2 separate regions of the Homo sapiens genome follow, and region 2 is linked to region 1. A link is a contact called in ENCODE Hi-C or POLR2A ChIA-PET data. All regions are on one chromosome and are shown on one strand. The core of a region is the stretch at or near the end of the contact, and the rest is flanking DNA. Distances in the headings are between cores, read along the strand shown. Region 1 has its middle 54 kb from the start of NR1D2. Region 2 has its middle 61 kb from the start of LINC00691.

Region 1 (6,685 bases), core at 2,014-4,513:
TCTATTTATCCAGAGCAGTTAGAGTCAAGGACAAAAGAGAGAGGGGAAGAACTTGTTTCACTAATCTTTCCATCATATGAATATTAAAACTTTTAAGAACCTGATATTCCAGGTGAGGAGTCAAAAGTATGGCTTGCAAATTTTGGGACTCTTTCAGGGGCTGGGAAAGAAAATTCCCTAAAATTTTAGCTTCAGAATCATTTAGGCCTTGAAATAACTCCTACAAAAGAGAATGTCAGTGTCATACATTGTAATGCACTGAACTGAATGGAGTGTAAATACATTCAATAGCACAAGGATTCCATTTTCCTTGATCATACGCTTGGGTTTAGAAATGAAGGAAAAAAGCCTTAAGAAAATATGTTTCGGGTTTTAAAACTGTATAATAGTAGTTAAAAAGAATTTCAAAACCCCAAACCATTCCAGACACCAGATGAGCTCAAACTCCTGCCATATTTAATCATTTCTACTACAAACTCCTAAGGCTGATTTATTATCTGCATCTTGCATAAGTTGATAATAAATCCTTTCTTATGCCAATGAGAATAAATATTTTGAGATGAAAAATGGTCAGTCTGATGATTTTCCCTGGATCTGAGTGAATCATAGAGACTGTACGGCTGGCTTCAGAAACTGACTGTTAAAATGATCCTAAAAAAGATTTAACTTGGAAGTGATCAATCCAGAGGCTGCATATAGATAAATCTTCACAGATTCTCAAGTGGCTAGACTTCAACATTCTATGGGATCCACAAAATACAACTTCACATCTTCTGTTGACAGAACACTGTAAACATTCTGGGCAATTCTGGGACATGAATTTGATCCTTTTAAAAATTTTTTGAGACTACTTTTGGCTAACTTAACCCATTAAAGTAAGAGTGTAAATTGGTGTGTGTGTGGCGTGTGTCTATGTGTGTATTTATGTATTCCTGCCTCACCTCAAAACATCAGTTAGCTTGTTCCTTTATCTTACATTTCCTGTGAACTGGAAGTTAGATCTGAGTCTTGATTAGATTCAAGTTAACCGTTTAAGGCTATAATATATAATAGGTGATGTTTCTGGTTTATATGGCATTATAGCTATTTATTTAGCTAACGATTCTGAAGGTTGTTCTTTAATTTGGGCTGGGATAAGCTGGGAAGAGCTTCTGGTCCAGGTTGAGTTTGGATGGTCTTGGATGCACTTGCTCATGTGTCTCTAGTCAGCTGATAGTTTGGCTGGGTTGACTGACCATGGGTTCGGCTGAGATGGCCAGTCTTTCTCCATGTGATCACTCACTCTTTCCCATGCTAGCTCATTCTCATGGCAGCTCAGGGTTCCATGCATGAGAACAGACGCATGCAAGGTTTTTTGAGGTATAGGCCCAAGAAAATCTCAAGGCCAGTCCAGATTCAAGAAGGGGAGAAAAACACTTTACTCCTTGATGGAAGGAGTTACAGTGTCACATTACTAGGGTGTAGGTACAAGGAGGGAAAGAATTGGCGGCCATTTCTTTCATCTACTACACCTGGGTTTGTAATTTTTGTCAGTGCATGATTTCTCACCTTGTGTAAGGACCACTGACAGGAAAATGTCTCAAGCTACTGTTGAAAATGTAAGTTTCCGGGCTGGATGCGCTGGCTCAGGCCTGTAATCCCAGAACTTTAGGAGGCCGAGGTGGGCAGATAACCTGAGGTTAGGAGTTCGAGACCAGCCTGGACAACATGGTGAAACCCTTCTCTACTAAAAATACAAGAAAATTACCCAAGCATGGTGGCGGGCACCTGTAGTCCCAGCTACTTGGGAGGCTGAGGAAGGAGAATGTTGTGAACCCAGGATGTGGAGCTTGCAATGAGCCGAGATCGCGTCACTGCACTCCAGCCTGTGCAACAGAGTGAGACTGTGTCTCAAAAAAACAAACAAACAAAAAAACCAACCAAACAAACAAAAACAAAAAACAAAAACAAAAAAAAAATAAAATGTAAGCTTCTGAAAAACCAGGTGCAAAGAATGTGTCAGAGTAACAGAGAAGCCCTGGAAATGAGGGTTTTGCGTTCAGCTGGGACGTCAAGTTACAGCTGATGAGCTTTTTCCAAAAATTGTCGGGCAGGTTTTAAGGATTAGAGAAAATGTTTGTTGAATAGCTAGAACAGTTCTTAGCACATAATGGGCGCTAGAGATGATGACTATTAAATATTTAGAATTATTTAATCAGTATTCTTCAAATGTATTTTGAATACCTACAGTGAAATATATCTTTTTTGTTGTTGTTGTTTTGTTTTGTTTTAAAGACTGAGTCTCTCTCTGTAGCCCAGGCTGGGGTTCTATGGTGCAATCTTGGCTCACTGCAACCTCTGCCTCCCAGGTTCAAGCGATTCTCCTGCTTCAGCCTCCTGAGTAGCTGGGATTACAGGCGCCTGCAAGAACGCCCGGCTAATTTTTGTATTTTTAGTAGAGATGGGATTTCACCATATTGGCCAGGCTGGTTTCAAACTCCTGACCTCAAGTGATCTGCCCGCCTTGGCCTCCCAAAGTACTGAGATTACAGGTGTCAGCCACCACACTCGGCCAATATATAGGTTTTTTAAAAAAACGTGTATGTTTTTTTCCCCCTCAAGGAGCCCTACGGTTTTTTAGGGAGAAAGAGAAGTAGACAACTGAAATACAGTTTGATAAATGTTTTCACATGATATTAATAAACTGCTATCTACAAGTTTTTATTGAGCACCTATTCTATGGAGGACATTTTGCTGAGTTTTTAGTAGATGGTGCTAAAGTATGCAGGTTTTTTTTTTTTTTTTTGAGATGGAGTCTCGCTCTGTCACCCAGGCTGGAGTGCAGTGGCCTGATCTCCACTCACTGCAAAATCTGCCTCCCGGGTTCACGCCATTCTCCTGCCTCAGCCTCCCGAGTAGCTGGGACTACAGGCGCCCGCCACCACGCCCGGCTAATATTTTTGTATTTTTAGTAGAGACGGGGTTTCACCGTGTTAGCCAGGATGGTCTCGATCTCCTGACCTCATGATCCGCCCGCCTCGGCCTCCCAAAGTGCTGGGATTATAGGCGTGAGCCACCGCGCCCAGCCTAAAATAAGCAGTTTTAAAAATACTTTGGGTTCTTATAAATAATGTACAATGACTTCAGCAGCATTGTTGGGGAAGGAACAATATCCAGAATGTTACACCAGTCAGTCATTTCTGAAGAATCTGTTGATGATAAAATGGCCCATTATTTTTTCTGCTGCTAAACCAAAGGCACTATGACCTGCTAATTCTCATTTACTCAGCAGGCGGCGCTCCAGCACCAGGGATTGCATTGAAAGTGACAATTTAGTGAAACAAGGAGGTTTTTGGTTAATGTTTGTTTTTCAGGCTAAAAAGGAAAGCCGTTAGGAAAAATAAACAGTTTATCAGGCATTGCGACAAAGACACTTGAGGGGAAAGACAAGCTGTCACTTCAAGGACAGGAAGAAAAATCCCTGCATCTGTAGAATCATCAGATGCATGACTGTCTTGTTAAAAAAATGATGAAATGAGGAAGGAAGGAAAAGCATCTGAGATAAAAGAGAAGATTAAAAAAATGGAAAACAATTGAAATCATCTGCAAGCAAGGATGGAGGAGTACCGCCCTGGGAGAGGGATGTGGAGGAGTGTTGCAGCAATTGGAAAAAATGAAAACAACTGGAATATAATTGGGACTCATTCTAAGTATTCAGATGTACCATTTTCTTTAGATGCCAAATCTGCATAATTGGTTTCAGCTGCCCAACCCACACCCAGTTCTTGTTTTGTAACTTTCAATAGTTTGAGGTCTTCAGCACGTAAACGTTTGCACCTAATGACAAGTGCCTGGTTTCTAAATCAAAATTGCCTTATAGTTTCCAAAAATTTCAGGTCAGGAATACAGGACAGCTGAATTAGTAATTAAACTTTAGTTAAAGGGATTGGAATAGAAACAGCTAAATTAAAAGAAAAAAGTATTTATTGTGAAAATGGTTGGATTTTTGAAGGGTCACTTGTGCTAACCTGCTATTGGGATTAGGGATAATGCTTCCAATTTAGGCTTCACTCTCTCTACTTGGCCATTAAAATAGTTTTCTCAAGAAGAACTTCTCTACATTTATCTTTCTGTATCACATAAATAGCTTAGCTAGTCTTTTTTCTGTAACGTTTTTAATGTAACACCATTTTACTTGGTTTACTCTTTCCTGGAGAGAGATTTAATCAGAATAAGTTAATCTGAAGGCACTCTATAAAACAAAAGAGAATGAGCAATTGTTAGATTGATTGTTTAGACCTAGCCACAGTCTATGTAATATATGAATTAAATTGATGCAATGAAAGAACTATCATACAAGTGGTTCGGAAACATTGGTGTGTATCAATGGTGCCAAACTTTCTTAAAACATAGATTGCTGGGTCCCACTCTCAGAATTTCTGGTTTAGTGGGTCTGGGGTGAGGTAATAAAATGTACATTTTTAACAAATTCTGGGTGATGCTAATGCTCTTGGTCCAGGGATCTGATTTTGAGAACCACTGACATACTTTTGCAGAAAAAGTTTTCTATTTGATTTGGTTATGGTTATGGCTTTGGTTTTCATCCTCCTGCAGTTATATATGGTCAGAATCAGATATTTAATGAATGGAGGAGGAGGAAGAGGAGGACCAAGTGGGCAGATATTTGTTGAACACCTGGTATATACTTGCTTCTATGGCTCTTTACATTCTTAATCTTCTCACTTAATCTTCCCCATGACTGTACAAAGTATGATTTGTTCTCCCACTCAACAGATGTAGAAACTGAGTCTTGAAGAGGTTGGGAACTTTTGAAAGGCAAACAGCTAGCTAATGGCTAAGCTGAAAATTAAACCCAAGTATGTTGACTGCAAAGGTGGCACTACACAAGAGGACTTCAAAATGTTCACCACAGTTTGATTCATTGAATTTCACAGATTTCAGTTCAAATTGACTTTACTTGACTGACACAAGCAAGTTCCTTAATTTGTTGTCCAGTTTCCATTTCTAAAGAGATATGTACCTGTCTTTCAGAACTGGTCTAAGGATTAAGTAATGAATTTGAGGGTGCTTGGGTATAGTTGCTGGTGCATAGTGAGTGCTCGTTAAAGCTCAGCTCCCTTTCCTTTCTTTAGAAATGCAAGTATTTAATTCAAGTTCATCTTAGAAATAAATGAGAAAACTATGATTAGGACAGAAACACTCAAATTCTGGCTTGTCCCAGGGACTTTGAACCACCTTAGTGGGAGGAAGGCAGCCATTCTGTTTGTCAGTTAACGGGACCTACATTAGTCTTCCAAGTTTCTCCAGAAGAGCCTACTTCTACCTTTGTCCCATGTCACCCAGCCCATCTGATGGTAGTGGGTGCCTGTCCTGTGCAACCTGTTCTCACCAGTGCAACCAAAAGAAACTGGACATACTCCAGAAGGCTTGTGTATTTCAATACTCTCTTGGCTTGGAATTCTATTGCCTTCCCACACACCTTCACTTGGTAATTCCATTATCTCTGTTATTTCTGATTCTGTTTCTATTGACTAACTTTTCTCCTGGTTTGAATCAGATTTTCCTACTTCTTTGCATGTCTAGTAATTTTTAAATTAGATGTCGACATTATGAATGATATTTCGTTGAGGGTTTGGATTTTGTTGTCTAAGTAGTGTTGAAGTTTGTTTCGGTGGGCAGTAAACTTACTTGCAGATCAGCTTGATTTTTCTCTAGGCTTGATTTTCAGCTTGTTAGGTCTGGTCCAGAGTAGCTTTTACTCTACCACTAAGGCGTGACACTCTGGGGTCACTCTGAATGCCCTTGTATTCAGTGAGTCCTCTCTACTTTGGCCGAGAGGAGATCAAAACATCTCTCAACCCTAAATGGGCTCTGAGAATGTTCATCTCAGAGCTACCTGAAAGTTGTCAAGTTGTCTTTTTTTTTTTTTTTTTTTTTTTTGGCTTCATGGAGCTTTGCCCTAACTGTGTATGGCTTAGTATTCAGTCAAACACTTGAGGAGAACCTTGCGCAGATTTCTGTAAAGTTTTCTCTGTATAGCTCCCTCCTCTCTGGTACGCTGGCCAATAAATTCCAGCTACCTTAGCCTCCCTGTGTTAGTCAGGGCTCACCAGAGAAACCAAACCAATAGGATATACAGAGATATATAAAAGTATATTTATTATGGGAATTGGGTCACACAGTTTTGGAGGCCAAGAAGTCCCGTGATATGCTGCCTGAAAGCTGGAGAACCAGGAAAGCCAGCAGCATAGTTCAGTCTGAATCCAAAGGCCTGAGAATCAGAGAAGGCAACTGGGTAACTCCCAGCCCAAGTCTGGGAGTGAGGCGGGCATTGGTATCAGTCCCAGAGTCTGAAGGCTCAAGAACCGGGAGCTCTAACGTCCAAGGGCAGGAGAAGGAGAATGTTCCAGTGAGAGAGAGAGGAGAGACACACACACACACACACACACAGAGAGGAGAGAGAGAGAGAAAGACACACACACACACACACACACACACAGAGAGAGAGAGAGAGAGAGAGAATTGCCGTTCTTTCTTTCATCTTTTTGTTCTATCAGGGTTCTCAATGGATTGGATGATGCCCACCTCAGTGGCTCTTCTTTACTCAGTCTACTGATTCTAATGCTTGTCTCTTCTGGAATCATCCTCACAGGAACAGCCAGCAATGTTTTTACCAGATCCCTGG
Region 2 (6,685 bases), core at 2,840-5,339, 44 kb after region 1:
GTTTTAAGGAGTGGAGAGTTTATCAGGCAAGAAAGAAGGAAGGAAGAAGAAAACAGCTCCCCTGCACAGAGACAGAGGGAGGGGGAGAATCAAACAAAGAGAAACCCCCTATTTCATTTTTTTAATCCGCAGAGATGGAGCACACTATTTATATTTTAACAAGTCTATTTAACAAAGTCTAAAGTTTATAACTATTTTGCCTTCCTTCCTAATAATACATTTATGATAGAACATTATAATTCTGATCATCCTCTCTCATGTTACTACTCTTTTTTTTTTTGTATTTTGGTTTTATCCCATCTCTCTCCCATATTATACATATTATTGTTTTATAAGTCAATGTTTGTTTATATTTCCTTATATATTTTCTAATATCTTTGTTCACTACCTTTATTGAATCTCAGATCTTGCATCAGGGCCCATTTTTCCTTAAGCTTGAGTCCTTTAGGGTTTTCTTTCATTAAAGATCTATTGATGGTAAACTCATTCAGTTTTTGTTTGTTTAAAACTGACTTTAATTCTTCCTTGTTCTTTTCTTCTCCTTTGAGACAGATTCTTGCTCCATCATCCAGGAGGGCAGAGTGCAGTGGCATGATCTCGGCTCACTGCATCCTCTTCCTTCCTGGTTCAAGTGATTCTCATGCCTCAGCCTCCTGAGTAGCTAGCAGGGACTACAGGCACGTGCCATCATGCCTGAGTAATTGTTGTATTTTTGGTAGAGACAGGGTTTTGCCATGTTGCCAGGCTTATCTCGAACTCCTGGTCTCATGTGATCTCCCCGCCTCAGCCTCCCAAAGTGCTAGGATTACAGGTGTGAGCCACTGCATCCGGCCCCTTTCTTGTTCTTTTCTTTAGGCAAGAAAATCTAAGATGACAGTTATTTTCTTTCTGTGTACAATAATGATATTTTTCACTGTGTATTGACTTTCATTTTTGCTTTCGTCAATTCAACTATAATTGCCTTTTCTTTGTAGGAAATCTTTTTTCTTTCTTTTTATAACCTTTTCTTTGTATTGTGCCTTCTGAGGCTTCATTGATTTGTTTCAGTGACAATTTCTTTCTTTCTTTTTTTTTTTTTTGAGTCAGAGTTTCACTCTTGTTGTCCAGGCTGGAGTGCAATGGCATGATCTCGTGTCACCACAACCTCCACCTCCTGGGTTCAAGCAATTCTCTTGCCTCAGCCTCCCAAGTAGCTGGGATTACAGGCATGTACCACCATGCCTGGCTAATTTTGTATTTTTGGTAGAGATGGGGTTTCTCCATGGTGCTCAGGCTGGTCTCGAACTCCCGACCTCAGGTGATCCGCCCACCTGGGCCTCCCAAAATTTTGGGATTACAGATGTGAGCCACTGCGCCTGTCCTTCAGTGAGAATTTCTAAGAAACAACATGACCTTGATGTAAGGGTTGCTATGTTTTGACAGTTCTGGAAAATTCTCAGCCATATTTTCCTTAAGTAGTACTTCCTCCCCCTTCTATTAATTCTTCCTGGAGCTCTAACTGGACACATGGGGGACCCTCTAGACTATCCTCTAAGCTTTCAAACCACTATTTTATGTTTCTGTCTCTTTGTCTCTCTCAGATGCATTCTGGTTCGTATTTTCAAAGTTGTCTTATTTTCTCCATTCTGGTTCATATTTTCAAAATTGACTTATTTCCTTAACCACATAAAATATTGTTATTTTTTAAAAGTATCGTATAGTTCCAATATTGGCAGTCTTTATGGGGATGACTATATATTCTATTGTTTTTCCTGGCTCTCATTTGCAATACAGTGTTTCTGTGTGTGGCGTTTTATACTGTGAGCTGTTCATTTTCCTTGGAAATTTACGAGAATTTTTTGAAGCCTGGGATGATGATGTTACTCCAGTGAGGATTTGTGTTTGCTTCTTCCATTTGCCTTGGCATACTGCTAACCCAGGAGTAACTTTAAATTAACTTCTATACTTGAGGGATGTGTGTGTGTGGTGTTGTGTTTACCACATAGTTAGTATGAATTTGGACCACAAGCCTATGTGAGAGCTAGTCTGTGATAGTGAATTATAAAAACAAAAACAATTTCCCTTCATGCAGTGTCAAGGATGAAACAGGCAAATTTACTTTATTACCTCTGTTTGTTTCTCATTCATCCTTATAGAGAAGGGTATAATTAGATTCCTCAACTTTGGTGGTCCTAGAGTTTTCTTCTCTCATCCACATTCCTATAACTTTGAATACCAATGCTTCCTTTCCATTTAGGGCACTGCCTCATTTCAAATATTTATTGCCCTTTTATAATACTACTATAACAGCGACTTTATTTGTTTCTTGGTCTCCAATCCATTCCCCCTCAACCCCATTTTTACATTACCATCCTGGTGATCTTTCTAAAATACAAAATAGATAATATGATCATCAAATGGACAGAAAGGAGACATTTGGCATGCAAGGAACTTCACAAACTGGAGATTGGAGCTTCATTCACAGTAAAATCTCCAGCCACTTCCTCTACCCCCTGTATTCTATACTTAAGCTGTCCTAGATTATTCATTATTTTTGGAACATTTCATGCACATTAGCATGTTTTTGCCTTTGCACATGCTGTGATCCCATCTAGGACACCACTGAACCTCATGATTTGAACTAGGATGAGGCAGGTAAGGTGTCTAGGGTGCAGAATTTAAGGAGGCACTCATGCTCAGGTTAATGCAAATTAGGTATTGCTTCTGCCTAAAGAGGTGCCTAATGCAATGGTCAAAGCCAAGCTTATAGGTTACCTGTTTATCTTCTTAAAACAGGGGTGTAAATTGTGTTAAATACCATATCTCATGAGGACAGGAACTATGCTCGTTTACTACTGTATCTTGATTGTCTAGAATAGTATATAGCAGATGCTCAATAAACATTTGGTGAATGAATGAATGACTGAGTGAGTAGATTCTGAGTTTCTTGATGGCAGAGAATGTCGTATTCTTCTGTTCCCTGTCTTCTTATAATTCACTTATATTAGACTCCTAAAAGATGTTTGTTATTTGAATAAATGGAAGGAGGGCCTGCGTAGCCCTATTTAGGCACTTGGAAGAGTCTGGGTGAATGGTGGACCTTCCCCTAGTACCCACACATTGCTTGCTGACAGCCCCTTCCTCCTGAGGTTTTCTAGCAGGGCATAGGTGCAGTTGGGCTAAGACTACCAAAGCTGGCCAGCCATAAATCACCTGAAAGCATCTAATATACATGAATTCTTTAGCCCCTCTCCCAGAGAGTCTGATTCCATTTTCCTGAGACAAAATCCAGGAATCTGCATTTGTATAAATTCTCTGAGTGGTTCCAGTAATCAGTAAAGTTTGGGGACCAAGACACTAGGGCACTAACAATCTAATTTTATTTTTCTAGATATTCATACAGCTATTTTAAAGTGATTGCTGTAATGATTTCAGGATCCTGAATGTTTTTAAAAATACTTACACATCTGCAAATGTTTCTTAAATATGCCACAAGACATCCGGAAAGTATGGATTAGAAGGAGAAGACACAACCACAAATATCATATTTGTGAGGTTCAAATCTGATCTGTTTCTTTTCTGTCTTCTATAAGCTTCAAGTGCCATCCCAGAGGAAACTGTCCTAAATAGATGGACTGGAGAGTGTTGACCAGTGAAGAAAGCAGACAGGAGGAGAAAAATAGAACTTAAAATAATTCTAGTCTCTACGGAACATAACTTCCTCATTGGAGAATGAATTCTATAAATAATTGAGATAGCTGATGGAACAAATAGCTGAAAGAAAAACATACGCACTTAGCGTGAGCCTCAAGCTGCTCCTCAATCCTTCGGTGACGTTTAGATCTGAGAAGCATGTCTTAGGCATTTTGAAATAATGGATGTCATGGAGGCGTTCTGTTCAGACATTAAAAATAATCCACTCCCTTAGAAATAAACATTTAACCTAAGCCATGAGGAATTCTCAGTGAGAGACAGAAATAGCTTCTGTAGTCCCCATTGCTCTTTAATTTCTATTTCTGCCATTTCATTCTTCATCATTTCTATGCAGTTCACTTTGTCTGTTTATTTAAAATGTGATTCCAGACGACAGGCAACAGTCCCAGTGTTCTCAGTCTTGCACAGCCCTTTCCGCCTTGAGAAACAGAAATTATATAACTTGTTTTCAATTGTGCAGACTGGGGAGGATTCACATGTTCAGTTTGGTGAGCTTCCAGGAAATAATTTTAAAGTGTTTATCTGAAGTTTATCCAGACTTTCTTGATCTAGAAGTTAGACAGGAAACCTAGCAGAGAATGGAAAGAAACTAGGCTCTGAAGAGCGGTCACTATAAGTGTAGACTGATTCAGCCAGGACAGTGCTGAGCTGGGATGCCCCCCAGTATTCACACGTTGGAACGTGAAAGGCCTGATTCTAGGACTTATGCGATTTGGAAACTATGTTCATATTAGTGTATGCTACCATTTACTATTGTTCATTGCTCTGGTTACTACGGCTGTGTAACAAACTACCCAACATGTCATAGTATAAACCATTTTATTTTGCTCATGATTTTGTGGGCCAGTCCTCTAGAAGGGGCTTTGCTGAGTGGTTCTTGTTGGGGTTGCAGTCTGATGTTAAGTATCTGAAGGCTTTCTTGGGCTGGATGTAAAGCTGGCTTACTCATGTGGCCAGCTGGCAATTTACGTTGCCTGTCCACTGGGAGCTCCATGGGGGTTGTTGCCTGGAGCACCTGCAGGCGGTCGCTCCATCACGGTTATGTTAGGTTAGTCAGGCTGCTGGTGTGGGAGTTGACTCCTCCCAGAGCAGGGGTTCCAAGAGACCAGGCAGCTCTGAAAGGCTTTTTTTTTGCCCCAGCCTTGGAGATCACTCCTATCATACTCTACTGCTTAAAGCAGTCATAAGCCCACCCAAAGTCAATAGGAGAAGGGATATATTTCACTTCTAATGGGAGTAGTGTGAGGGATTTATGGCCATTAAAAAAAACAACCATCACACTCACATAATACCAAACATTAAATAAAACATGTATGTTACTTAATCTTCACAAAAACCCTATAAATAGGTATCATTTTATTCAAGTTTTCCAGATGAGGAAATCTAGATTCATGGAGGTTAAGTAATTTTTCCTAAGTCACACAGGTAAAAAGTGGTTGAGATGGTAGGTGAACATACAGCTGTCTCCAAATGTCTACTCTCTCTGTTAAGCTGTATGATGTTTTAAAGAGTCAAACTTTGTCTCAAATCTTAGTCATTGCAGCTGTTCTAGGCAATTGGAAAATTCCACCCCATATAGAATGTAGGCACATGAAATGCCAATTGGAGCCTCTTGTCAGTCCCTTCAAAATGAGGAACATTCGTTCATTGGAGGTTGTGGCAAAATTAGAATTAGAATCTCGTGTGTTACTGAGGGGGTCACAATGCTGAGGCTGAACAAATGAGAAACAGATGGTTGGAGGAGAGTCCTATAGCAAAGGTATATACTGTTCGTTGGCCAGGCGAGTGTGAGCCAAGTGCCCATGTGGACAGATGGAGACACACAGAGTGTTTTTGGGCCTATGTAGCTGAGAGCAGAAGCCGTCCTCCAGGACCCAGAGACAGGGAGGGAGGAGAGTAGAGCAGAGCTGAATCCTCAGATGAGAGCAGTGGGCAGAAGCCAGGGGAGGGCCTCATAGAGCTCTAGTTTAAGCACAAAGAGTTGAGGGCAAAGAGGGGGAAGACATTCCCTTTTTCTTGCTTTACCCCTTCCTCTCTTCTCTCCACGGACATTTATGAAATGTTTCTAGAAAGGGTCATAGGTCCTGGAGATAGAGTGGTGGACTAGCTGGATACCCCTGCCCTCTGGGAGCTTACAGTCTAGATGGGGAGGGGAGTCATTAATAATTACACACTAAGGATCTAGTTACCATTATGATAAGCAGTGGCAGAGACTTCTAATTGCCCCCATCCCCGTTTACCCTCTTCTTTTCAGTAACACGGGGCATCCTGGAGCAGGAGCAGGGCAGGCAGTTGGAGAGGGCAGTGTAGTTCCCAGCCTCCCTTACAGCTAGGAGTGGCCACGCCAATCAGCTCAGGCTCATAGAAGTGATGGGCACCACATCCAGGTCCCAGCCTTACAATGAAAACTGGCTCCCCTCTATGTTTTTTCTTCTCCTTTCTCACTGGCAGGTAAATGGTAACAATTTAAGCAGACAACTGACATAGAGATGTGACAAGGCTATGTTGGGTGTGGCCTTGCCAACCTTGGCCCCACCCCACTGTTGTTATTATGACAGATTAGCTTTTACCCTAGACGAATACGACAGTATCCCTGTGAAAAAGTACAGTGTGCCATCAGGACATATGACTAGGGAGGTTACCTGATCAAGGGCTGTTTAGAGTGACTAGATTCTGTCCTGTGTAACTGAGAGCAATACAAAGAGTTGGCAAAACATAGATTATAATTGTTTCTTTTACTACTTGCTTTCAAAATGTCTTCTGGCTAAAGCCCTTTTATTGCAGACAAAAAAGGACTAAATTAGAATTTCCAGATAAAATATAGGATGCCCAGTTAAATTTGAATTTCAGACAAACAACAAATCGTTTTTTTTTTTAGAATAAATGTTCCACGTAATACTTGGGACATAGTTACATTAAAATGTTTTCATTGTTTATCTGAGTTCAGATTTAGCAAGGTATCCTGTATTTTTATTTGCTAAGTCTGGCAACT

What was found. Hi-C counts contacts between places; a loop is a spot of excess contacts on that map. ChIA-PET counts read pairs that join two places held with the same protein, here RNA polymerase II (POLR2A). Pooled maps may share reads with other maps.
Region 2: a loop to region 1 is called in a map of aorta, with 2.2 times the contacts of the local background. The contact joins two enhancer-like sites. A Hi-C loop is called at or near these places in 1 of 168 maps with a recorded cell type or tissue (aorta), 2 of 37 single-sample maps with no recorded cell type and 7 of 50 pooled maps. POLR2A ChIA-PET finds 5 or more read pairs at or near these places in 1 of 52 experiments (MCF 10A).

What each region holds. Positions count from the first base shown.
Region 1 is chr3:23,995,853-24,002,537 of GRCh38, forward strand. No RefSeq gene overlaps it. Among named protein-coding and RNA genes, the nearest start is that of NR1D2, 54 kb to the left of the region's middle. Within about 2 kb of position 3,264, at least 3 of the 41 ENCODE cell types and tissues checked have a DNase peak (open chromatin) inside an H3K27ac peak, as active enhancers do.
Region 2 is chr3:24,038,687-24,045,371 of GRCh38, forward strand. No RefSeq gene overlaps it. Among named protein-coding and RNA genes, the nearest start is that of LINC00691, 61 kb to the right of the region's middle. Within about 2 kb of position 4,090, at least 3 of the 41 ENCODE cell types and tissues checked have a DNase peak (open chromatin) inside an H3K27ac peak, as active enhancers do.